Linked DNA regions of Homo sapiens: regions 1, 2, 3, 5 and 6 are each linked to region 4. A link is a contact called in ENCODE Hi-C or POLR2A ChIA-PET data. All regions are on one chromosome and are shown on one strand. Each heading gives the region's core, a stretch centred on a gene start or an enhancer-like site at or near the end of the contact. The rest is flanking DNA. Distances are from core to core; before and after follow the strand shown. Region 1 holds the start of LARP7 (La ribonucleoprotein 7, transcriptional regulator). Region 2 holds the start of AP1AR (adaptor related protein complex 1 associated regulatory protein). Region 3 holds the start of LEF1-AS1 (LEF1 antisense RNA 1). Region 4 holds the start of ELOVL6 (ELOVL fatty acid elongase 6). Region 5 holds the start of TIFA (TRAF interacting protein with forkhead associated domain). Region 6 holds the start of NEUROG2 (neurogenin 2).

The links. A loop is a pair of places that touch in the nucleus more often than their neighbours do. ChIA-PET counts read pairs that join two places held with the same protein, here RNA polymerase II (POLR2A). Pooled maps may share reads with other maps.
Region 1: a map of CD8-positive, alpha-beta T cell shows a loop between it and region 4 (10-fold over the local background). The contact joins the promoter of LARP7 here to the promoter of ELOVL6 in region 4. A Hi-C loop is called at or near these places in 4 of 168 maps with a recorded cell type or tissue (CD8-positive, alpha-beta T cell and naive thymus-derived CD4-positive, alpha-beta T cell), 4 of 37 single-sample maps with no recorded cell type and 15 of 50 pooled maps.
Region 2: a loop to region 4 is called in a pooled map, with 19 times the contacts of the local background. The contact joins the promoter of AP1AR here to the promoter of ELOVL6 in region 4. A Hi-C loop is called at or near these places in 2 of 37 single-sample maps with no recorded cell type and 11 of 50 pooled maps.
Region 3: a map of OCI-LY7 shows a loop between it and region 4 (9-fold over the local background). The contact joins the promoter of LEF1-AS1 here to the promoter of ELOVL6 in region 4. A Hi-C loop is called at or near these places in 4 of 168 maps with a recorded cell type or tissue (OCI-LY7, naive thymus-derived CD4-positive, alpha-beta T cell and tibial artery) and 10 of 50 pooled maps.
Region 5: a loop to region 4 is called in a map of OCI-LY7, with 13 times the contacts of the local background. The contact joins the promoter of TIFA here to the promoter of ELOVL6 in region 4. A Hi-C loop is called at or near these places in 3 of 168 maps with a recorded cell type or tissue (OCI-LY7 and naive thymus-derived CD4-positive, alpha-beta T cell), 7 of 37 single-sample maps with no recorded cell type and 13 of 50 pooled maps. POLR2A ChIA-PET finds 5 or more read pairs at or near these places in 2 of 52 experiments (GM12878 and activated naive CD4-positive, alpha-beta T cell).
Region 6: a map with no recorded cell type shows a loop between it and region 4 (10-fold over the local background). The contact joins the promoter of NEUROG2 here to the promoter of ELOVL6 in region 4. A Hi-C loop is called at or near these places in 1 of 168 maps with a recorded cell type or tissue (B cell), 8 of 37 single-sample maps with no recorded cell type and 10 of 50 pooled maps.

What each region holds. Positions count from the first base shown.
Region 1 is chr4:112,634,498-112,638,726 of GRCh38, reverse strand. LARP7 (La ribonucleoprotein 7, transcriptional regulator) reads right to left here and starts at 1,584. Exons shown (of 13, transcript NM_016648.4): 1 at 1,488-1,584. It overlaps ZGRF1 (zinc finger GRF-type containing 1), which reads left to right and starts at 1,818. Exons shown (of 28, transcript NM_018392.5): 1 at 1,818-1,876. RefSeq lists enhancers at 1,032-1,141, 1,182-1,231, 1,802-2,021.
Region 2 is chr4:112,229,744-112,233,817 of GRCh38, reverse strand. It overlaps AP1AR (adaptor related protein complex 1 associated regulatory protein), which reads right to left and starts at 2,031. Exons shown (of 10, transcript NM_018569.6): 1 at 1,644-2,031. The coding sequence starts at 1,726. It overlaps AP1AR-DT (AP1AR divergent transcript), which reads left to right and starts at 1,668. Exons shown (of 1, transcript NR_186684.1): 1 at 1,668-4,074. RefSeq lists enhancers at 1,237-1,286, 1,311-2,258 and silencers at 1,497-1,766, 1,927-2,206.
Region 3 is chr4:108,165,029-108,169,362 of GRCh38, reverse strand. It overlaps LEF1-AS1 (LEF1 antisense RNA 1), which reads right to left and starts at 1,838. Exons shown (of 3, transcript NR_029374.1): 1 at 1,530-1,838. It overlaps LEF1 (lymphoid enhancer binding factor 1), which reads left to right and starts at 431. Exons shown (of 12, transcript NM_016269.5): 1 at 431-1,808; 2 at 4,200-4,266. The coding sequence starts at 1,596. It overlaps LOC124900752, which reads right to left and starts at 1,424. Exons shown (of 2, transcript XM_047416528.1): 1 at 461-1,424; 2 at 1-253. The coding sequence starts at 863. RefSeq lists silencers at 432-481, 2,238-2,477 and enhancers at 742-831, 1,859-2,360.
Region 4 is chr4:110,196,908-110,200,918 of GRCh38, reverse strand. It overlaps ELOVL6 (ELOVL fatty acid elongase 6), which reads left to right and starts at 2,304. Exons shown (of 4, transcript NM_024090.3): 1 at 2,304-2,672. The coding sequence starts at 2,584. RefSeq lists an enhancer at 1,931-2,723 and a silencer at 3,638-4,011.
Region 5 is chr4:112,284,266-112,288,268 of GRCh38, reverse strand. TIFA (TRAF interacting protein with forkhead associated domain) reads left to right here and starts at 2,365. Exons shown (of 2, transcript NM_052864.3): 1 at 2,365-2,629. RefSeq lists enhancers at 634-753, 3,263-3,382, 3,413-3,592 and a silencer at 2,313-2,622.
Region 6 is chr4:112,514,370-112,518,207 of GRCh38, reverse strand. NEUROG2 (neurogenin 2) reads left to right here and starts at 2,028. Exons shown (of 2, transcript NM_024019.4): 1 at 2,028-2,361; 2 at 2,732-3,838. The coding sequence starts at 2,733. The coding sequence ends at 3,551. It overlaps NEUROG2-AS1 (NEUROG2 and ZGRF1 antisense RNA 1), which reads right to left and starts at 2,829. Exons shown (of 4, transcript NR_161159.1): 1 at 2,568-2,829. LOC124900760 (a long non-coding RNA gene) reads right to left here and starts at 1,403. Exons shown (of 2, transcript XR_007058231.1): 1 at 1,169-1,403; 2 at 1-400. RefSeq lists enhancers at 807-926, 1,027-1,126, 377-1,257 and silencers at 1,267-1,546, 2,867-2,936, 3,197-3,396.

The sequences.
Region 1 (4,229 bases), core at 335-2,834, 2.4 Mb before region 4:
AGTTATTCTATGATGTATTCACACAAACCTAGGTACTATTGCCTATTACTCACCTATAATCTTATGGGACCACTGTCATACATGCGGTCTGTCGGTATGTGGTGCTTGACTGTAAATAAGGGAACCAGTTAAGTGCTAAAAACCAGTTCAAAGGAGAATTTAAAAAGCAGGTACACAGGCAATCAGGAACGTTGAAATGAATATTAATAAATACTGCTCAGGACAATAATTAATTGCATCTTTACTGGACAAACCTAATTTCCATGTTGCTGTAGCGAGTTACAGGGTTGAAAAATAGTTCAAAGACCACGAAAGACATAGATAACTTGGAAGAGTGAGTCAGACAAGACACCAAGTCATTTGTGTGTGTTTGCTATTTAAAAGTATTTCGTAATTTCTCCTGAGGAAATTATATGAAAAATGTTTGTTTGGAGACGCAGCCTCTCTCAGTGGCCCAGGCTGCAGTGCAGTGGCGCGATCCCGGCTCACTGTAATCTCTGCTTCCCGAGTTCAAGCGATTCTCCCAACCAAGCCTCTTGAGTAGCTGGGACTACAGGTGTGCACCACCACTCCCCGCTAATTTTTGTGTTTTTAGTAGAGACGAGATTTTGCCATATTGGCCAGGCTGGTCTCGAACTCCTGACCTCAAGTGATCCTCCCGCGTCGGCCTCCCAAAGTGCTGGGATTACAGGCGTGAGCCACCGTGCCCAGCCTCGCAAAATGTTTTAATAGGTACATGCACGTTTTCCTGAGAAGCTAATCCATATAATTAAGTTTTCAAAAGAAGTGTGCCACAACAGGTTAAGAATCATTGTTCTGGTCACTGCTTACAACTCAAGTCCCTCAACACGTAGTGGCCTGTGTGTTCTGCTTTGTCTGAATCTTCTCGTCTAAATTTCCTTATTAAATTTTCAAGGCCCAGGTTAAATGGCATCTTACTCTTTGAGATCTTCCACCACCCTGTGTCCTATCATTTGTTTTCTCTTAAGTTTCTTTGCAAACGCACTCTGCACACCATATCTAGCAAGTGTTAGTTCCCTTCCGTAACTGGATTTTTTACTCTTTGAGGACGATGGCAGAGTCCTGCAAAAGAAGATGATAATTTTAGAATATAAATCCTCACGTTCGCTATCTTCTGGCAGCCACAGCTCAGCTCCAATCTGCGAAATACGGCACTCTCTTTATTGACTACTGCTTCTCTCGGCACCCGTACTTCCGCAAGGACGCCGTCATAGGCCGGGCGCGCCCCAAACCTCCCCACGCCGGGCCCCTATGCGCCCTTACTGTCTGAAAACGGGAACTACAAGTGCTGCCGAAGACTTTTGCGCGTGCGCATAGATAACTAGGCCAAGGAACTGATGGGTGTGCAGGACGGGGGGGCGGGGTAAGAAGGACGATAGATGATAGAGTGGACCGCAAGAAAAAGGACGGAGAGTTAATTAGACTTCGCCCAAGCTGTGCGACCCTATAGGCCGCTTGTAACTTACTCCGTTCGACTCCCAAAATACAGGGTCAAGTACTGCGGCCTTCGGACATTTCCGTCTCCGGATCCTGATAGTCTCGGTTACTTTCGCGTCATAGGATGAGCGACAACGTTTTCCGGTCCCAATTGAGAAAGACGGGCCCGGAGGCAGTGCGCGCTCCACCTACGTCACAGGCGAGGTGGTTCCAGGAGGGCTGGGCATCGGAGAGCGCGGCCGGCTGAGAGACTCGAAGCCAAGGAAGAATTTGATTGGCGATTTGAAAGCGGCGGTTTTTGGCTTAGGCGGAGGTGGGCGGGCCAAGTTTTGGGTCCTCATCTGGTGAGGTCCCGCGTTAATGACGTCACGTTGTTTCGCGGGAGAAATTCGAAAGTGGATTTTGTGCAATTTGACAGGTGAGGTGAAGTGTTTCTCGGGATTTCCTAGGAATGACTTGAGCGATTTGGGGCGAAGGGACGAAAGACTCTGCTCCTTAAGAAGAGAACCGGGAAGGATGCTGTTTGGAACCAGGATTGGGGTGGTCGCAGTCACAGCTACTCGGACTGCTTGTAGTAAGTGGTGCCTCTTCACCGTTTTTCCCAGGCCTTGCTTTGCAATTTCGAGTAGGTATGAGGACCAAAGAGGGCTTTGCTGTTTGTATTTAGGACTGAGAAAGGATCAAGTCTCCATTGTCATTTGGTGACAGGATTATGGTTCTTAGAATCTTGGCAAATGAGATGTGGGTTTCCTTTGTTTATTTGGACTGGATGGTTTGTTAACAATGTTGAGTTCATGATTCCAAAACTTTGTTATCCGAACTATTTAGAGGTTCAGGTTTAGGTTCAAAAAATACTCCTTGTTTAAAAAAAAAGGAAAAATATCTAGTATTTAAATGAATAATGGCTCATACTTTACTGAGAACACCGAGTTTTATGTATATATATTGCGTCCGTACATATAGTAGCACAATGTATATGTATGTATATGTGTGTATGTACGTATATCTGTGTGTATGTATGTATGTATATAATTATCACAGAGCATCTGGGGTCTTTAAAAACTTATTTGGAGATTAATCTTTCACCTATTAGAAGTCGGTCAACAGGTGAATTGTCTGGTAGACGTGGACAGATGAACACTTGGAAAAAACTCTTTGCATCTCACTTAAATATATATGATGCTGTTGTCTAAAATAATTTTTTCTGATTAATACTAAGATAAGAAAGGGTGTTGACTTTCAATGAATAAGTATTAGAGCTCTTCTAAATTTTAAAAGATCCAGTTAGCTTTTTTTTTTTAGGTTTTCTCCTATAATCGAATTTAACCATCCTTTAAGAGTTTCAGTCTTCTTAGTTCTTTTTAAACTGTACATTCCAGAAGTAATATCTCAATTTAGGAAAATAATGGAGAATTTATCTTGCAATTGTGAAATAGCATATAAGTTATCCTAAACTAGTAAATACTGGGTTCCTAATCTGTAAATTGTAATAATGCTTATTCTTCAGGATTATGAGACTGATAAATACTGTATGTAAAGTATCTCGTCCAATTCCTGCCTGATACATAGTATGTAATCAATAAATATATATAATTACACACGATAATCATATAATTGTATATTACATAATACAGTAATATAGTTATATATTATATAATTACATAATAATTATAATGTATATAATTAACAATATAATGTATATAATGTTTATAATATAGCACTTTGGGAGGCTGGAAGGATTGCTTGAGCCCAGGAGTTTGAGGCCACAGCGAGCTATGATTGCAACACTGCACTCCAGCCTAGGTGACAGAGTGAGACCCTGTCTCTGTAAAAGAAAAAGAAAAGTTAAAAAGCCAACAGAAACAAAACCTCCAAATAAAGCATTTAACAGTTTCTAGCATATGGTAGCACTGAATAAATGGTAGCTATTAAACAGATCTGATATTAATAATTGCCACATGCCCAGCACTGTGTCTGTACCATGTATTCTCATCTATGTATACAGCATATCTAGCCCAGGAGTGTTTTTCTCGATCTCTCTTTTATCTTCTTGGCATTCTTAGGCATCAGCAATTTATGTACGCCGGAGGGGAGGGAGATAGGATGTGGAAGTTGTATTTCTTTTTTTTTTTTTTTTTTGAGATGGAGTCTCGCTCTGTCGCCCAGGCTGGAGTGCAGTGGCGTGATCTCTGCTCACTGCAACCTCCGCCTCCCGGGTTCAAGCAATTCTCCTGCCTCAGCCTCCTGAGTAGCTGGGACTACAGGCCTGTGCCACCATGCCCAGCTAATTTTTGTATTTTTAGTAGAGACGGGGTTTCACCATGTTGGTCAGGCTGGTCTCGAGCGCCTGACCTCATGATCCACCCGCCATGGCCTCCCAGAGTGCTGGGATTACAGGCGTGAGTCACCACACCCGGCCAGGAGTTATATTTCTGAAAGGCAGTCCTTCTGTAGGTTTGGTTTCTGTCCTGTGACCTGTGTCACGAAGCAAGTATGCATATCTCATTTGCATACCCCTTACCTATTCTTTCTCCAGATCACCTTGATTAGTCAAGGGAAGATGCCAGTCACTTTCTTGCACTTCACCGCCCCCGCCTCGCCCTTTTATTTTTTTTTTTTGAGACAGTTTTGCTCTTGTCGCCCAGGCTGGAGTGCAGTGGCGTGATCTCGGCTCACTGCAGCCTCTGCCTCCTGGGTTCAAGTGATTCTCCTGCCTCAGCCTCCCAAGTAGCTGGGATTATAGGCACGCACCACCACACCTGGCTAATTTT
Region 2 (4,074 bases), core at 782-3,281, 2.0 Mb before region 4:
ATTAACACTCACGCTGATTCATGGATTTCCTCCTGCCACCTCCCTGTGCTGCCAAGCTCACGAGCTGAGGGAGTAGAACCTACAATTTTAATGCCGTACTCTACGGAGACCCCATGAAAAAAACAAAACTAAAGTCCACAGACACATCATGTAGTCCAAAGTCAAATATAAAGTTTTTTGCTTATCCATTTAGAATGTAAGTACTGCTCCCTCACCAACCAACTTTCTTGGAGTTAGAATTTAACGCCCTGTAACACAACTACAAATAATAGTAAAAGCCAAAGATTGTGTGGCATCTAGTTATTGGGCAAGCCTACTTAAGCAGCTTGACCTTGTAAGTTTCATTCACACACAAAAATTATAAATACTTAAACCAGATGATCCTGGATGACAAGATAAAACAACTGTCATGTCCCACTCAAGAGTAATAACTCATAAATTAGGGAAATCGAAATATTACACTAGGCACAAACTGCAAATCCTTGCCCTTCCATTCTAGGGATACTTAGTGTAAAACCTTAGCTATTTTGTATCAGAGAGGTGACACAATGCCTAATTAATGAATGAGAATCCTATATTTTATAAGATCTCCATTACCAAAGATTCAAATTATGATCATTTACTGCAATTTATTTATGTTGAACATCTTATTACCCAATAATGTTAGTTAAATGGAACAGATTATGAAAAATTAGCAATCTGTTTCAGAAAGTGCAAAACAGTCTTAGTCCTTACACAAACTGGCTTGGTTCAGATTTTCAATTCTAGGTTTGAATTCCGGAGGGACATTTAATAACAACAAAGCCAACCCCAAAGGAATTTGCTCTAATTTTTTCAATATATATGAAATAAAAAAACACAAAAACGGAATTATGAAATTACTATTCTGTGGATGGTGCATATACAAAACCTAAGCAATATCCCAGGTTTACTCAAGAGAAGTGAAGTTCAGAAGGACTGCAATTTACCTAATGTTACAGGACGTTTGAGTAGCAATCAGGGCAAGGAATTCCTCTCGAAATTTCAAAAACTTAATACGAAAAAATTACACATTGTCCCTGTAGTTATGAGCACCAAGAATCTGAATGCCCATTGGGAACTCTGCAATTCAGCAAGTCTTTGTAGCTACCAGAGTTCATCAGTATCTGGAACCTTATTTTACTCCAGCATCCAAATGACTTCTACTTAAAATCAATCTGAGGCATTAACTCCGGAGCCAGATCCCACCTGCTCTGCCAGGGCTAAAGAGAGGGTCAGATACAGGGATACTAGCTTTGGCGTTAAACCTAAGCTCAGCGCAGGGTGTGTCCAGGTTGCCGTGGAGCCGGTCCTACAGCCCATTAGCGCGAAGCTACCCCTTGTTTCCTGGAGATGATGTCTCCCGTGACTCCTTCCCCGCGTGACAGGGCGCCCTGGCAGGAGGGACACCCCGCCCCCTCTTCTACCTCTTTCCGAGGAGGCCCCAAGACCGGACCCCAGACTGGGCCTCCAAGACGACCACCAGTCTGACGTCTGCTAAGCAGTGAGTGTAGCAGGGCTCTCGACCGCCACCTCCAGCCGCCGGGGGACGGTGAAAGGGATTCCCCGCCGGGGGCCGAAGAGGAGGAGCCACGGGGGCCGGGCCCCTCCCCCAGCGGGCTTACCCTCCGCCGCCGCCTACTCGCTGCAGCCGCCCCGCTTCCTTGCGAAGCAGTCCGAAGCACTGCGTCCAGCAGCAGTTCCCCATCGCATGCCGCCCAGGCGCCGCCGCTCCTCCTCCTCCTCCCGCTCAATGCCCAAACCCAGGCCCGGCAGCTGCATCCGCACGGCACGAGCCGAAATGGGGTTCAAGGACCGAGGGCGGGCCGGCCAGAGCCCGGCGGCGTGAGGGCACGGGGCGACGAAAGACGAGGCGCTAGGGAACAAAGGCAGTGTTTACTCCAGCGGCCGCAGAGCCACCGCTGCGCGAGGGAGGAGCACCGGGCTCAAGGCTCTGGACTCCCTCGCCGTCCGCATGGCCCTTCTCGCCTCAGCTCCTAGCCCAGCGTGAGTGACCGCCTCCAGCTGCCGAAGGAGGCCAGTCCCCGCGAGCCGAGCACCCTGGCCCCGCCCCCAGCGCGCCCAGGCCCCTGCTCGCCGCCAACGCTGCCACACCCCCGGCCTCTCCCGCGCCCCAATTGGGCGCGCTACCTCGGTGCCCCGCCTTCTCTGGCGACCGGCCTGTGCGTCACTTCCGCTCGCTCCTGGTTCAGCCGCCTCTGCCTGCGAGACGGTTCAATTCCTGCGTGCGGACGTTTGTTTTGTTGGACCTTGACCTGACTAGGAAATTTCCCTCTCTCATTGCAGTTTCGGGCATCCTCGTCCGGAGCACGCTGGGCGTGGCATGGCTAAGGCTCAGCCTTCGAACTTTGTATCAAAGGCGTGTGAGGAGCCAGAGTCCCAGGCCGGAAGTCATAAGTGCGAAGGGGCGTTTCTCTGCACGGTGTGCTTAGTTTTTGTTAATACTGCACCATAAGCGGAAAATAGACTCGGGAACTGATTGAGGTTACTTTGAACGCACCAAGATTTTTTTCCGGTCTCTGGTTTGTGTCTTAATTTCCATACTGTTAATGTTTTAGGGAAACGTAATAATGGTGCATTATTGTCCTCGTTTTGTTTGAAAATCAGATCTTCACATAATTTTGGGTTGGGTAGTTGGGGTTCAGAGGAAATTGGCAAGAGGGCTGGGGTTTTTCGGGGACGTCAGCGTTGCCATTCCAAGCATGCTGCCCAGAACTGCTGTAGATGGGAAGAGAAAGCTGCTCTAATGTGTCCGCAGCCCTCTCAAGTGCTACCATATAATTCGCGTCTTGTTTGGCCTCAAGACAGTTGGCCTCACAATAGATATAAGATGTGGTTTAGTAGACACCTCGTCCAGTGGATAGGAGGATGCTCTCATGGACTGGACACATCAAGTTTTTAGCCTGTTTAATTAAACCTAGAAAAATTGTTACATTTTAGAAAGTTTTTATTGATGATAAAATGTTCTCTGAACTCATTTTCTTGCTTCTTTAAATACGTATCTGGTTTCAATCTTAGCACTGCTACTTACTAATGTTTATTTTATTTGGGTTTTAGTTGTTTTGTAATCAGAAGCATAGGATAACATTTGTCCCAATGGTTTGCTTTCAGTGAATGTTGGGATGACCGAATGACTTCCTAGTGAAAGCATTTTCTTTTCTCCTTCCAACCCCTGAAATTAGACAAATGTATTAATGAAATAATCATTAAAATTCAACTATAAATGTTTACAGAAACTGGTACATCTATCCTATGGAATATTTAGTAACAAATAGGAACACAGTATTGATGAACACACCCTGAAATGAATCTGTAGGAAATTATGGTTAAAGAAAAAGCCAATCTCAAATGCTTATATACTGTGTAATTCCATTATGTAACATCTCAGAATTGATAAATTTATGTAAGTGGACAACAGAATAATTGATTGCCATGGGTCAGGGAATGGAAATCCTGCATCTTGTCTATATTAATGTCAGTATTCTGGTTGTGATATTGCAATAGTTTTGTAACATGTCACCACTGGGGGAAACTAGATTAAAGATATACACGGTCATCTGTATATTATTTCTTAAAACTGCATGTGACACAATTGTCTCAATATAAAAAGTTTGATTAAAAAAATGCAGCTATAGACTTGACAGCACTTCCTATAGACATTCTATAAACCGTTATTAAAACTGAATCTCACTTAAAAATAATTTTTTTATAGTAAATCTGTTCTCTCAGTTAAGGATATGAATGATCCTCAGAAGCAATACAAATGAATAAGACATTTAAAAACTTCACTAAGCAAAATAATGCAAATTAAAATGCATGTTTTAGTCATTTGTATTGATTCACTTGTCAAGTTAACAAAGCTTTACAGTTAGAAATATTCAGTATTTGCAAGGATACAATGAAATGGTACTATTCTAAACTGCTGCAGATAATGAAACTCATTCTGAGAAATTATTTGGAAATACCAAGAGCCAGAAACAAACTAAATGCTCAAAAATTGAAGGATGATTAAATTTGCTGGTGTATTCTTGTTAT
Region 3 (4,334 bases), core at 589-3,088, 2.0 Mb after region 4:
GAGGTAGGGGAGAGACTGGCAGAGGAAAAGGAGTGGGTGGGTGGGGGCCAAGTAAATAGATACTTAGATGATGAAGTCAAGCCACTGCGGCAATGTTTCTTGTCAGTTTCACGCGGGCAAAGCGTGCCTTTCGGTGGGTTATAAGCAGCGCCCGGTCCTTCCTTCTCTCGCCAAGTTGCCTGATCCTTCCCTCCAGGCGCGCGCGCACACACCACACTCACACACCCCAAAACCAAGACTCGTCCTACAGGATCTGGGAAAAGAAAAAGAAAAAAAAGCCCTCAATCACCACCTCCTTCTCGCCGACTCCCCCTCACCCCCCGCCTCCCCTCCAGCGGGCAGCCAAGGAGAGCTAGAGGCGGGGGAGGGGAGAGGGAGGAGAAGCGACGCAAGTGGGTAGCTTTTCAGCGCCGGCGAGGCGCGGGAGGAGGAGAAGCAGTGGGGAGGCGCAGCCGCTCACCTGCGGGGCAGGGCGCGGAGGAGGGACCCGGGCTGCGCGCTCTCGGGCCGAGGAACCAGGACGCGCCCGGAGCCTCGCACGCGGCCAAGCTCGGGGCGTCCCCTCCCCTCGGCCGGGCGAACTCAAGGGGCGCAGCTCTTTGCTTTGACAGAGCTGGCCGGCGGAGGCGTGCAGAGCGGCGAGCCGGCGAGCCAGGCTGAGAAACTCGAGCCGGGAACAAAGAGGGGTCGGACTGAGTGTGTGTGTCGGCTCGAGCTCCGGGCAGAGGCATTTGGGCCCGAGGCCCCCGCTGTGACTCCCCGAGACTCCGCAGTGCCCTCCACTGCGGAGTCCCCGCGCTTGCCGGCAAAAACTTTATTCTTGGCAAACTTCTCTTTCTCTTCCCCTCCTCCTCGGCCCCCATCTTCTGCTCCTCCTCCTTCTCTAGCAGATTAAATGAGCCTCGAGAAGAAAAACCGAAGCGAAAGGGAAGAAAATAAGAAGATCTAAAACGGACATCTCCAGCGTGGGTGGCTCCTTTTTCTTTTTCTTTTTTTCCCACCCTTCAGGAAGTGGACGTTTCGTTATCTTCTGATCCTTGCACCTTCTTTTGGGGCAAACGGGGCCCTTCTGCCCAGATCCCCTCTCTTTTCTCGGAAAACAAACTACTAAGTCGGCATCCGGGGTAACTACAGTGGAGAGGGTTTCCGCGGAGACGCGCCGCCGGACCCTCCTCTGCACTTTGGGGAGGCGTGCTCCCTCCAGAACCGGCGTTCTCCGCGCGCAAATCCCGGCGACGCGGGGTCGCGGGGTGGCCGCCGGGGCAGCCTCGTCTAGCGCGCGCCGCGCAGACGCCCCCGGAGTCGCCAGCTACCGCAGCCCTCGCCGCCCAGTGCCCTTCGGCCTCGGGGGCGGGCGCCTGCGTCGGTCTCCGCGAAGCGGGAAAGCGCGGCGGCCGCCGGGATTCGGGCGCCGCGGCAGCTGCTCCGGCTGCCGGCCGGCGGCCCCGCGCTCGCCCGCCCCGCTTCCGCCCGCTGTCCTGCTGCACGAACCCTTCCAACTCTCCTTTCCTCCCCCACCCTTGAGTTACCCCTCTGTCTTTCCTGCTGTTGCGCGGGTGCTCCCACAGCGGAGCGGAGATTACAGAGCCGCCGGGATGCCCCAACTCTCCGGAGGAGGTGGCGGCGGCGGGGGGGACCCGGAACTCTGCGCCACGGACGAGATGATCCCCTTCAAGGACGAGGGCGATCCTCAGAAGGAAAAGATCTTCGCCGAGATCAGTCATCCCGAAGAGGAAGGCGATTTAGCTGACATCAAGTCTTCCTTGGTGAACGAGTCTGAAATCATCCCGGCCAGCAACGGACACGAGGTGAGCGGGCCGCTGCCCCAGTTCCGAGAGGCGTGGCGGGTCCCTGGGAAACTCAGAGAGGGAGGAAGGGAACGAAGGCGCCCGGCCGCCCGGCTGAGGGTCCCGAGTAGATCCCTCGTTTGTTTTGGGGTGTGTGCGTAGCTGGGCCCCCGGTCCGCAGTGTGTGTGTGTGTGTGTGTGTGTGTGTGTGTGTGTGTGTGTGTAGGATGGGAGGTAGAGGGGCAGGGTAACTTATTCCAAATGGATCAGTTTAGGGGGTTCGGTGGCTGAACGGTTGGTTCGCGGGCAGGAACCCACAATGTTTCGCCTTCGGTCTTTTTGTTGGGCTGAGGGGTGCCGTGCTTTAAAGCGAGTAGGGCTGAATAACGCTACTGATAAATTCTTCCGTGGGACGGAAAACAAAGTGCACACGCTATCTCTTGGTAGATGTCTCTGCAAAAGTGCGTTAAACCACCAAAGGCTTAGGTGGAGACGAGCAGAGCCACAGGCGGGAGGAAGGGGAGGCGGGCGTGGGCTGGGGCAGGCGGGGCCGTCCCTACCACCGGTGAGCCGGGCCGCGGGGAGCAGGCCGGCCGATGGGGCGCGCACCCGGGCTGCGGGGGCGGTGCGGGGTTCAGTCCCTGCGGCCCCAGCGCCTGGGCTAGCAGCTGGGAGCTGTGGGTGCGCCGAGCCGACCCACCGCAAGGGTACACCCTGGCTGTACCGCCCCCAACTCTAGTTTTCTCCAACCGCCATCACTTGGAAACAAACCCACAACTTTTATTTGGGGTTTGGGACCGGATCAGGCCTTAAATCTACGCAGAAGAAAGGCGGAGAAGCAGCGGAAGCCGGGCACTAGTCCTGCAGGGTGGAAGGCGCTTTATCGGGTCTTCTGGCCCGCTGCGGGCGATAGAGCTGGTAACCTGAGTAGAGTAAATAGAGACACGTGGGTGCTGGCTAGAGAAAGCGCGGAGCAGGGCCGCGCTGGAGGGCTGTTTGAAGCCTAGTCCAGAGCTGGTCTAGGGGGCGGATGGACCCTGATACCCGACACTCCACTGGTCACCCTTGTTCCACAACTGGGAAACCCTCTGGAGGAAATCCGGTAGAAAAGTCCTGACACCCGAATGATTTAACCAACGCCTTTTCCCTCCAAAGAAACTTGGAGGATATACCTTTTTTTCCTTAAATGGCATCTTTCTACCCCCAAAAAGAAAGTGTGTGGTTTTGAGGGCGGGGACATTTTGGGTTTTAAACAGCGCGTTTAAGAACACCTCAGATCTGCCTTCTCTATCCCAATGGCAGAGGTGAGTACGAATTTTGAAAGGCTGGGGGCCTGCGTTCAGAGAACAGAATGGTGTTCTTTACCCGTTGAATCCAGTTTGAGCGGGCTGGGGGCGGGGGTAGGGTGCACCTAACCCCGCGTAAAAGATTTGTGACTACTGTGTGCTGGGAAAAGGAGGTCAAAGGGAGGACACACGTCCAGAGAACCGAATAACATCCAAAACACAGGCTTTTTGCCAAACTCTCCTATTTGTAGAGCAGCCTCTCTTTCTACCCATTTTGCTAGTCCTGCCTTAGTCCATAAATAATTTTGCCACCCACTTCATATTCTCCACAATTTTCTGGTCCGGGTGAAGGACACTGCGTTCGAATCCGAGAGCACTCGGGTGTTAAGTGGGCATGAGGAGGCCTGAGGGTGAAGGAGTAATACCACTGATTTGCACGTGTTTGAGGCTGTCTGGGTGGATGGTGATTACCAAAACTGATATCAACTGGGCTACCTTTTAGATGTCTATAACCTGACTCTCTAATTTTCCTCCCTTTAACCACAGAATCGTTCTACTTTTGTAAGCCTGCACTCAGCCAGCCATAGTAGGTTATAAGCTCGAGTGGAGCTTCTGCTGTAACTGCGCTCAGGGCAGTTGCCTTAAGACCGCATCTGAGTGGTTGGCTTGTTTATGTTTAAATGCCATTTTCAGTTGCAAAATGATATTTCAGCCTTCTTTTAATCAGATCTGATTGAAGTGAACAGTGGTTGAAGAGGCTATCGAAACCATCAACCCCATTAACTCCTACTCCTGTAATATTAGGCATCCAAGGAGCCTTGATATGGTTTAATAAACAGCAGTCAGAACAGCATGTGGATCATTCCCAAATTTAACTATATTTTTATTGGTTTTGTTATTATTTATACGTTTTTGGTCCCGGGTGGATAATAATCACTCAAAAATACATGTTGACAAGAAAAGGATTATGCAGTACTAAACACTAGCGTATGTCTCTCAGAGTATAAAACAGAGTTGCCCCTAAACCTCTTCCTTTGAATTACCAGCGCACACACATTTGTACCATTATTGTCACAAACTCTAAGGTGATTTTCTTTCTTTTGGGTGTGGGGATTCATGATGTTAGGTGGCCAGACAAGCACAAACCTCTCAGGAGCCCTACCACGACAAGGCCAGAGAACACCCCGATGACGGTAAGACACCCATTCTACTTCTTCTGACTTTAGCAGATAAGGGGTGCAATTTGTATAAATAGGTGTGT
Region 4 (4,011 bases), core at 1,055-3,554:
GGACTGCAGTGGTGTGATCATGGCTCACTGCAGCCTTGACCTCCCAGGCTCAAGCTATCCTCCCATCTCAGCCTCCAGAGTAACTGGGATTACAGGCATGTACCACCACACCTGGCTAATTTTTAATTTTTTGTAGAGATGGAGCCTCACTATGTTGCCCAGTCTGGTCTCTAGCAATTGTCTTGCCTCAGCCACCCAAAGTGGATTTTCTGTCTTGATTCCTTTCTCACTTCTTACCTTAATTTATTTGATGAATCATTCACTTTACAAATATTTATTGATTATTCACAGGCTCAGGCACCGTGCTAAAATGGTTCTTTCTTATCTGGCCACACCTATCTTCCAGCCCAATCTTGCCAAGAGTTTTGGCCTGGGCCTTACTTCAAAGTGACGTAGACTTGTACTGTAGAGGTCTCTAGAAAGACAACCCTTGGCTGGGCATGGTGGCTCATGCCTGTAATCCCAGAACTTTGGGAGGCTGAGACAGGTGGATCACAGCCAGCCTGGCCAACATGGTGAAACCCCATCTCTACTAAAAACACAAAAATTAGGCGGGCGTGGTGGTGCTTGCCTATAATCCCAGCTACTGGGGAGGCTGAGGCAAGAGAACCATTTGAACCTGGGAGGCGGAGGTTGCAGTGAGCCGAGTTTGCACCACTGCACTCCAGCCTGGGCAACAGGGCGAGACTCCTCCATCTCAAAAAAAAAAAGAAAAAGAAAAAAGAAAGACAACCCTTAATGGGGGAGATGAGGACAGTCCCTACACAGAATCTTTGGCAGTGTCAATGTATACATTAATTTGCTAATCAACTAGGCTAGCCCTTTAATCTATATATTGTACTGGATTTTAAAAATTATTTCTTTACTTTCTCATTAGACCTTCCTCTTTTTTTTTTTTGTTTGTTTGTTTGGAGACAGAGTCTCCCTCTGTCGCCCAGGCTGGAGTGCAGTGGCAGAATTTTGGCTCACTGCAACCTCTACCTCACGGGTTCAAGCGATTCTCCTGCCTCAGCCTCCTGAGTAGCTGAGGTTACAGGTGCCCGCCACCACGCCTGCCTGATTTTTATATTTTTAGTAGAGACGGAGTTTCACCATGTTGGCCAGGCTGTTTTGAACTCCTGACCTCAGGTGATCCGCCCACCTCGGCCTCCCAAAGTGCTGGGATTACTTCTGTGAGCCACCACCGCGGCCGGTCCCTTCCTCCTTTAAAAATTTTTCTCCCAGTTCCCACTTTTTGTGGGTTAGAGGCATCTAAATTGAATGAAAGTACCCTTTTTGGACTACTGGGGAGGTGGGGGGATGTTCTCAGAAGGGGAATTTTCTTTCTGGTCCTAATATCCACCTAATTTTTAAAAGCAGGGCTCCTTATTATTTTGTAAAGTTTACAATTACATCATTAGATACTTCCATGTCTCATATTTCATTTTTCCAAACTCTTGGGGGAAATGAGTGGAGGGATGGATGGAATAGAAAATAGTTTTTCCTCTTGGAGGCTGAGGGCCCAGTAGGGGTCAACAGTACATTCAGCCCTCTCCTCACATATTCTGTTCTACCTACAAGTACAGCAAGTAAAGCCAAATTTCTCATGCATGCAAATAAAGTTTTTGCATTTGGCCAGTCGGTCCAGTTCTCCTGTCAGCTTCCTTCCCCACTCTGCCTCTGTTCATTAATCCCCCCCTTCCCGGTACCTAAACCCTCCACCTAACCCAGCCCTTTCTTCCACTTCCGGCTACTAGCCTCTCTCGCCTATCCACTATCCTCACACTCAGCATCCCCTGTCTGTACGAGATTAAGGAGCTCTGCCGTCCGCAGGGCCTGGGTTAGCGTGAATCTAAGCCAGAGCTCCCGGGTGGGGGTGGGGGTAGGGGTGGGGGTGGTCCCAGAGGTAGGGCGAGGAGGTGGGAAGCGTATTCCCTTCACTGGTGATCTCAACGTAGATTTGCCCGGAGTTCTCTTGCAAGAGAGCTGGCAGGTTTTACTATTTCCCAATCGTTTACTCGCCAAGCTCTCGGGTCCACGCGCCGCGGGGATGCGCCCTGCAAGCTGAAACTTCATTCAAAGCAAGGCGGCCCACGAGGTTGGGCTTAGGGGATCTGGATGACCTCCAGGCCACTTCCTTTCTCTCTGCGCCCTTCCCCCACTCTTCCAACCACCTTCGCTGTAAACAAAACTGTCCCCCCCGGGCGGAGAGAGGTCGCGCTCTTTCGCACACTCCCTCGCCAAGGGTTAATTTCTCAAATCGCACGAGGGGGAGGAGATTTCCCTGTAGACGAGTAAAAAGGGTGATGGACAAACGTGCGGGCACTAAGACCGCAAGGCATTCATTTCCTCCTACGGTGGATGCGGACGCCGGGAGGAGGAGAGCCCCAGAGAGAGGAGCTGGGAGCGGAGGCGCAGGCAATGCTCAGCCCTGGATGTAGCTGAGAGGCTGGGAGAAGAGACGACCGCTGGAGACCGAGCGGCGTGGGGAAGACCTAGGGGGGTGGGTGGGGGAAGCAGACAGGAGAACACTCGAAATCAAGCGCTTTACAGATTATTTTATTTTGTATAGAGAACACGTAGCGACTCCGAAGATCAGCCCCAATGAACATGTCAGTGTTGACTTTACAAGAATATGAATTCGAAAAGCAGTTCAACGAGAATGAAGCCATCCAATGGATGCAGGAAAACTGGTACGTGATGCTTTCGCCTGATACTGTTCCCGGGAGCCCTGCGCGTCTTCCCGGAGTGCCTTAATGTCGGTATTCCCTGCCTGGGCGTGAATGGAGCGATGAATCGCGGGCAGCCAGCTGATCGCTGAGTTCTCGGGTCTCCCGGGTGCAGGAGACGCTGGGGGGGGGGGGGTACATGAAGCGCGAGGTCTGTGGGTGCCCCTGTGTGAACCGCGGCTACATAGGCATCTTTTATATAGATTATATAACACAGAACATATGTGTGTGCACAGGGTGATGTCTGCGCGACAGGGAAGGCGGGAGAGATGCCACAGTCCAGATCGCCTACCTGTGCTCCCCTCCCCTCCCCCGGTTTTCATCTAGATTTGGGTTTTCTCGCTTGGCCTCTCCCGCAACCGGAGTGTGAAAGGCAGTGGAGGGAGGACCTTGTCTCCTGTTGCCTTTAACCCTCTCCCGCCCGCCGCCCTTGGCCCTGGTCCTCGCTGTCTCTCCATCCCTCGTGTCCTTCCTTTCTCCTTGCAGCGCTCCTACTTCACCGTCCTCCTCTGTCTGCCGCTCCTCAGGCGGATGCCCCCTTTTTAGTACCCCTTTCCCCACGCGGTTCCCTTTCCGGTTTCATAGAGAGACCGGGTGGGAGGGAGGAGGGGACAATGAAAACAGTAATAAATGAATGAACCCGAGCGAGTGGAGCCACGCCATTATTAAGTTTCTGTTTTACGGAAACGCCTTTTGGACACACTTCTAATTCTGTGCGTAGCTGCTGATTGGAGTTCAGGCACACAGATTAAAAGCCCCTCCGTCTGCAGAGTCCTTAGGGGCTCTTCCCTAGGAAACTAATAATCAGGGAAAACACCTTTCTTGTTTACTGTAGTCCCCCCGCCAGACCTTTTGAAAATCCCTGTGTGGGAGGCGATCCAGTGTCACCTTGCAATATTTAACAGAGGAGGGTGTGCTCATCTCGCTTCTTGTAGACAGGGTTGTGGCAGAGGCATTCCTCTCCTCCCCTTAACTTCGGGTCTGGCGATCTGTAAAGTTCAAGCCCAACGCACCCCGGAGCTAGGCAAGGGGCCGGCAGCCCGGGGGATGGCTTGACCGGGGAGGGTCGGGCCGCAGGGTCTCCCGGGAGCCGGGGGATTCCGCCCGCCGCGTGCGCGAGCGCGCGTGCCCCGCGCCCTCCCGCCTGCCCTCTTCAACTGGAAACCAGAAACGCCGGCGCGCCTGTGGCCTGGGCGGGTTGGTGCAGTAGGAGCTGGTGCCACGGGGCCGCAGCTGCGAAAAGGGGGTTTCAACTTCCTGTCCTCCAGCCCCCTGGAGTCGCCGGCCAGTGTCGGGAGGCCCG
Region 5 (4,003 bases), core at 1,116-3,615, 2.1 Mb before region 4:
CTGAAACAATAATAAAGCCCATATTACAAATTACTTTGCCTAATTTAGATATGAGTGACTTAAAATTGCTTCTTTTGCAAATGTCCCCTGGTGATTTTCAGAAAACTTAATAAATTGAAAGTACAGAAATAAATAGTCACTTTTTTGGGGGCTCTGGCCTTATTCAAGCTTTTAGAAATTTTCTGGGCCTTTTGTCAGTTTTCAAATTAGAGATTGGAAACTCCAATTCTGATAATACTGTTCTACTGTATGAGTTCACTGACATAATCAGATAGCACGTCTTATCTTCCACCTGCTCTCATGTTCATCAGCTGAGAGAAGGTACCCTGACTGTCACTTCTAGAGAAGAAATAATAAATGTTGATGATTAACAAAATTGCAGCCCTTACGGGAATCTGCCTCACTTGTAAATGTACCCTTCTTTCCCCACAGTCACTGTACTTGATTATACCTAGCTCTGACACAGTTCAAAACTTAACCGCACCCATAGCACCTCTTTATCAGGTGGACATCAGTGTCATTTTATTGCCAGTGAAACTGATCCACAAACAAGCAACTCTCCTGAACTCAAGGACAGAAGACAGACAAGGGGCTTCCACTCATTTCCATCATCAGAATTTGGTTTCCCATGCGAAGAAGTAGGCCGCTGTGATCTCAGCCAAGCCAAGTTTTGTCCTCCTTCCTCTATCTATCCTCAGTCTTCTTTCTCCTTCTATGGCAAGGGTCCCCAACCTCTGGGCCATGGACTGGCAGTGGTCCATGGACTGTTAGGAACCCAGCGGCAAAGCAGGAGGTGTGCTCAGGGCCAGCAAGCGAAGCTTCATCTGTATTTACAGCTGCTAACCGTCACCTGTGTTACTGCCTGAGCTCTGTTTCCTGTCAGATCACTGGGGCATTAGATTCTTATAGGAGCAGGAACCCTGCACATGGGAGGGATCTAGGTTGCCCGCTTCTTATGAGAATCTAATGCCTGATGATCTGTCACTGTCTCCCATCACCCCCAAATGTGTCCGTCTAGTTGCATGAAAACAAGCTCAGGACTTCCACTGATTCGACATTATGGTGAGTTGTATAATTATCTCATTATATATTACAATGCAATAATAATAGAAATAAAGTGCACAATAAATGAAATGGGCTTGAATCATCCTGAAACCATCTCCCGTGGCCCCAACCCCAGTCTGTGGAAAAAGTCTTCCATGACACTGGTTCCCAACAGGGATTGCTGGTCTCTACAGTGTCTATCCTCTCTCTCTCTTTTTCTTTAAACAGAGTCTCACTCTGTTGCCCAGACTGGCGTGCAATGGCGCCATCCCGGCCTCACTGCAACCTCTGCCTCCCGGATTCAAGTGATTCTCCTGCCTCAGCCTCCCGAGTAGTTGGGATTACAGGCACCCACCACCAAGCCCAACTAACTTTTGTATTTTTAGTAGAGATGGAATTTCGTCATGTTGGCCAGGCTGGTCTCAAACTCCTGGCCTCGTGATCCGCCCACCTCGGCCTCCCAAAGTGCTGGGATTACAGGTTTGAGCCACGGCACCCGGGTCTATCCTCTCTTGACACCTACTCTCCTTAGGTTCTTCACACTTAGGTGATTCCAAATCTTTTCACTGAGGCAGAAAGGTAGCATTACCTTCTTCTAAGCTATAAAGGACTCCTGAGAGGTGTTTCCCATTTCATCATGTACCAGCTTTTACTTGTGGACTCTGGATGTCCATTACGATGCAAGCGGCAGGAGAGAAAGCGACTGGACTGCTCTGCTGGGTGTAAGGCGAGGGCAACCTGGAGCAAGTTCAAATCCCGCCTCTGCGGGAGGCAGAGGTTGCAGTGAGCCGAGATGGCGCCACTGCACTCCAGCATGGGCGACACGGTGAGACTCGTCTCAAAAAAAGAAAAAAAGAAAAAAAAAATTCCACTTCTGCTCGCCACACTCCACCATTCTCTGAGCCTCGGTTTACTCATGTGTAAGGGGGACTGCGATGATTAGAGGAGCTCGTGCATGCCACGCACTGGCTTGCTTGGTATCCTTGGAGTCACCGAAAGATTAGTTCAGCTCCCCGCCTGCCCACGCCCTGGGGCAACACTCATTTTGGGGAAAAGTCCTCCTTAATGCTGAAGTGATCCAGTTCCCTTCTTTTCTCTAGCTCGCCAATCGGGCTGGAGGAGAGGCCACTCGTTTGGGAAGGCGCGGTCCGGGTCGGTGTACCGCGCACCAAACCCTGCCAGAGAACTGAGAGAGGCGGCCAGGGGGCTGGGTACCTGGTGAGAAAGGCGCCAGCTGCCGGGTCACCTCGAGAGGAAGGAAGGGGCGGGAGCGCGAGTGGAGCGGGCGGAGCCTGAAAACCTCCGCGCCACCGCTGCGCTCTTTACAAAGGCCCCGGGCGCGAGAGGACGTGCTCTGCCAGCCAGTGGGAAGGCAGGCCGCGCGCGCGGGAGCGCGGGAGGATCGGCGGCTCGCGGTCACTGGTCCCTGGCTCGGTTCCCCGCACCCCGGGGCTCACACTTACCCGCGCGGAGGAGCAGCGGCCGGGTGTCCACCCCCATCCTGCGCCCAGTCTCCTCGATTCCCCTCGCTCTGAGCCGGGAGAGCCGAACAGCTGAAGAGAGTTCACTGACTCCCCAGCCCCAGGTACTTGCGGGGCGGCGGGCTGGGGGTGAGGTGGGGACTGGCCCTTTTCTGTTTATCCCGCAAAGACAGCAGCTTTGTCCAGGAGATTTTGGGGGTGTCGGATCGGAAGTCATCCCCCGCTGCTCCTGCTCACCTGGCACACGCTCACCATATGCTAAGGAAAGCCTGCAAAAATTATAGACAGCACCTCCCTGTTTTATAAAATATGAGAATATTTACATAAATGAGGAAACATTGGAGATGGGGGTGTGTTTTCTCTGTACTTTGGTATTCTTTTCAACGTTTTTCTAATCAGAAAACAAAAACGAATGCCATTTATGCAGTGTGGCTCCAGAGCAGTTGTGCGTGACCCCCCTCCCCCGCTTGCCAACTGCTACGGCCCCACGCTCTCGGTGGCCAAGCGAGACCTTTCTGAGGGGCCCTGGGCTCCCTGGAGTGCCGAGGTCCTTGGTCCTAGACCTGACTCCTTGCTTCAGTCTGGTTCATGAGAGAAATATAGTAATCCGTTGTTTTCTGGGACTTTCCCCAGATTTCAGATTGAAAGGTGGAATTTCCCAAATCCTCTGAAGCCAAAATCCACACTGAGCCTCACTGCGGATTTCCGCAGCCACCAGGAAGTGGGACTGGACCCCAGGTCAGGCCAGTCAAGTAGAGTGGGAGAAAGAAAATCTCATGTCTGAAAGACACCGAGCTTTCCTAAGGGTTTCCTCCTGCTGTTTGGTTTTCACTTTTTTTTTTTTTTTTTGATTCTTTGTTTTTGCAAGACCTGTGGTTTTAGTATTAATTCTGCCAAACAGCTGTGCCAGAGTTCACAAATATCTTCAGAGCCACACTTCAGGGTGATCCTGTTGAGCAGGGTTAGACAGGAGGATAACTTGGTCCTTTGCTCTGCTTCCAAGTTTCTGTTCCCCTCCTGTGTGCTCAGTGTTCGGTATTCGTTAGGGAGAAAAGCCTTGAAACTTCCTACTTGCAACCACCCAAAGACATACTCTTTCTTGAGAATATATTCAGGGGGAACTGGGGAGGCGAGGGGGTTGGGGGGAAATGAAAGTAAACATTTTCACCATCCAGAGCAGACCCCATTAGTTTGGTCAATCCTGTTTTAAAAAATAGACTTCTTAAAGCATGAGAAATCTGGTTGGCATGCATGACCACCCAGGGGTGCCAAGCTTTCTGTTAAACTGCTTAGACATCTGGGTCCTTGTAGCGAAAATATTTCTGTATATGTTTTTGTTTATGGCATTTTAAGGCCGAACACCCTTTGGCAAGGAGAGGTGGTATGTCTCTTCACGGGCTTTGCAGGACCTTAGTGAGTGTGTGTGTACGTGTGTGTGTGTGTGTGTGTGTGTTGTGTTGCAGGGAGGGTAGCAGAGG
Region 6 (3,838 bases), core at 779-3,278, 2.3 Mb before region 4:
CAGACTTTTTATGAGGTTCTGATTCTGCAGGTTCATGATAGACAGAAACCCAAAGATATGTGAGAGGCAGGTGTTGTGTGCTAGAAACATTGAAAGTGTCTCTCTTTTCTTCTTTCATTTTCATTTCTGCACTTCTAACACATGAAATTTAGCTGTTCTAAAATAGTCGAGGAGGAAACTGGCAAATGATGCTTTTATATTTTGGGAATTTGCTTTAAAAAGGGAGAATATGAAAACACAAACATCAAAGAGCAAAGTGGAAATCATGATAGTTTTCAAGTAATTCCAAGACAGAAGGAAGTCTGAAGTTTGAAGAACTGCAATGGGTAATGCTCCTTTTCACAAGTTTCTAATTTTCATTTTCTTTACTTTGTGCCTTCCAATCCTCCTTGTTACCTCCCTGAAGAAAACATTAAACAAATTAAAGCCATGCCAAAATACTAACAGCTAATTTAACCACCCCGTCTTTGGAATACAGCTTGTTTCTAAGTCCTACAAACTGAGGGAGACAGAAACCAGAAGACAGCATTCTCTTTCCCTTCTACTCTTCCACTCCTAACACTCCAACTGTGCCTTGCCTAAAGTTAATTTGCAAAGGGGATCTCAAGGGACGCCACTCCGGTCTACTGAAGTCCGGATCCATCCCCATGTCGACAAGAGGGTGGGCATGAACGTGGGGAAAGTGGGGAGGGCTAACGAGCAATTGAGAACAAGTTTCCCCCGAGGTCCAGTAGCCCTTCAGCTCTTTTTTCTCATTGAAAAGCAGAATTGGGAAGATGGGCCCCTTGTCCCTACAACGCCCCCCAGCGCGGAGCAGAGGTCACAGAAATGTCAGCGCAGCGCATTTGCTTGCAGGAGCAGCAGCTCTGCCGCTCCTCCCGCTCGGTTCGCTGCCACCCACGCAGGAAGCCTCCTTGCTGTCCCTCCAGGCTATAAACTGGGTTAACCCCAGCAAAACCTGCATCAGTGCCCGGAGCCTCAGTTTCCTGTATGTAAAATGAGGGGGATCCTTTCAGCTCTAACATGTGAGTGATTTCATTCTCACATCCTCTAAAAGCTCATCAACTGCTCCCCTATCCGACCTCCCCTCCCAAGAGACGCCTGTTTGAATCCCCAGTGTCCTCTCCCTTCACTCTCCCACGCCAGTTTCGACGGACCCCAAACACACTTGTTCACGAGGTGTCCACATCTCTCCATCCACGCCATTCTCCTCCCCTAACCAAATGAATCCATTTTAAAATCGTTTACTATTTGATACAACCCCTAAGAGGCTTTGCCAAGAGACGCCCGGCAGCACCACAGGGCTAACTGCTTTCCCCGGGATTCTGACCCCCATTAACTAATTCCTAGTTCCCATCACCCGGGAGTTAGGAGGGCCGGCAGCGCCGGGTGCGGTGCCTGCGCGCGCGCCGGGCGGGGGGAGCCTCGGCGGCAGCGAGGACGAAGGCGGGGGCGGTAGCACGGGTCCCCCCATCCGCCCCCAGCGCTCGGGCCCCTAATGAGCTGCTGAAAGGGAGCGGGCTCCGGTGCGCGTGGCTCGCAGGCCTCCCGGAGTCCAGGGCGCCCTGATTGGCCAGCTGCGCCTCGCGACCTCCATTCATTAATAAATTAGCGGCACGCTCCAGCCGAGCGCGAGCCACCAATCACAATGGACAGCGGCGGCGACAACAGCCGCAGCTTGAGCCTCTGCGGCCGCTGCGGCTTCGCCAGCTCCGGCCGCAGCCCGGAGCTCCAACAGGAGCTTTAGAACCATTTTATGTTGATTAGATAAAGGGGGAAAAGAGAGGCGGGGGTGGTGGGAGGAGGAGGATGGATGGCAGGGCCAAGGGAGGGGGAAAGGCGGTGAAGAAAGAGGAAGAAATGAATGATGATAATGCAATGAAAAGAATAAGCCAGAGGAGGGAAAAGCGGGGGAGAAGGGGGGCAGGACTGACAGGAGGAGGAGGCGGTGGCGGGGGAGGAGGGGGCCCGGGGCAGATCTGATTGTTTTCTTGGTGGTATATAAGGGGTTTTAAGGAGAGTCGTGTGCCAGACACGCAGCCACTGAACCACAAGCAGCTTCGCGTTAACTGGAGTGCCTGGGAGTCGCGTGCCAGGAGCCGCACGGCCAGGGACTGACTGACAGACAGACACGCACCACCACCACAACACACGAGACCCGGGCGGGCCGCCGCCGCCGCCGCCGGGGCTCTTGGCAAACTCGCCGGTCGCAGAGGTCCCCCGCGGAGCTGCGCCACAGTAGCGCCGGGCTTGCAGCTTTCACGCCGGGCGAAGGACCCGGCGCTGCGCTCGCAGCTGCGCGGAGATTCCCGGCACAGGCCAAAGTCACAGCAACGCTGAGGCACAGTTAGAGCCAACTAAGTAAGTATTCGAGCCACCGCTTCCAACTACGCAGGTGGTTTCCCCGCACTCAGTCCAACCACACCCGCACGCCCTCTGCTCCGCGCAGAATCTTTGTCGCGGAGGCCGCAGTCCCTTCTCGGGGAGGGAACGCAGGACCGCCCGCGGAGGGCAGGACCCGGCTGACTGGCAGCAGGGTCACAGCGAGCGCTAGCGGCGCTCCTGACCTTGGTTAGCACTGCCTGGGTTTCTTCCTTCGCCTTCCTGCTCCGCGCCATTCGGAGCTGGTCTTCTCGGGTGCGCGCCGGAGCACGCCCCTGTGACACGAAGATCGCGCCTCTGTTTCTTTCCTTACACCTCACTGCCTTTTTCCCCTTTCTCTCTTCGGTAGGATGTTCGTCAAATCCGAGACCTTGGAGTTGAAGGAGGAAGAGGACGTGTTAGTGCTGCTCGGATCGGCCTCCCCCGCCTTGGCGGCCCTGACCCCGCTGTCATCCAGCGCCGACGAAGAAGAGGAGGAGGAGCCGGGCGCGTCAGGCGGGGCGCGTCGGCAGCGCGGGGCTGAGGCCGGGCAGGGGGCGCGGGGCGGCGTGGCTGCGGGTGCGGAGGGCTGCCGGCCCGCACGGCTGCTGGGTCTGGTACACGATTGCAAACGGCGCCCTTCCCGGGCGCGGGCCGTCTCCCGAGGCGCCAAGACGGCCGAGACGGTGCAGCGCATCAAGAAGACCCGTAGACTGAAGGCCAACAACCGCGAGCGAAACCGCATGCACAACCTCAACGCGGCACTGGACGCGCTGCGCGAGGTGCTCCCCACGTTCCCCGAGGACGCCAAGCTCACCAAGATCGAGACCCTGCGCTTCGCCCACAACTACATCTGGGCACTCACCGAGACCCTGCGCCTGGCGGATCACTGCGGGGGCGGCGGCGGGGGCCTGCCGGGGGCGCTCTTCTCCGAGGCAGTGTTGCTGAGCCCGGGAGGAGCCAGCGCCGCCCTGAGCAGCAGCGGAGACAGCCCCTCGCCCGCCTCCACGTGGAGTTGCACCAACAGCCCCGCGCCGTCCTCCTCCGTGTCCTCCAATTCCACCTCCCCCTACAGCTGCACTTTATCGCCCGCCAGCCCGGCCGGGTCAGACATGGACTATTGGCAGCCCCCACCTCCCGACAAGCACCGCTATGCACCTCACCTCCCCATAGCCAGGGATTGTATCTAGAGCTGCCATTTCTGCTACCCACGCCAGGCCTTAGTGGGTTCCCTTTCCTGTCCCCAGTCGAGCCCTCCTCCCTTCCCCTGCCCCTCCTTTCCACGCCCTGGAAACCATCTCACTTCACAGGGCAGGTGTAGCCTTTCTGATTCCTCGGTTGTTTCTTGCATTTCTTGGCTTTGGGTATCCTTCATTCAGACGGGCTCTGATTTACTGAAGGTGTGATGGAGCTTATTGTCAAAGCCAAGGGTGGCGTTTTGGGGGCGCTTCTTGAGACGAAAAAGACCCTGGGAAGA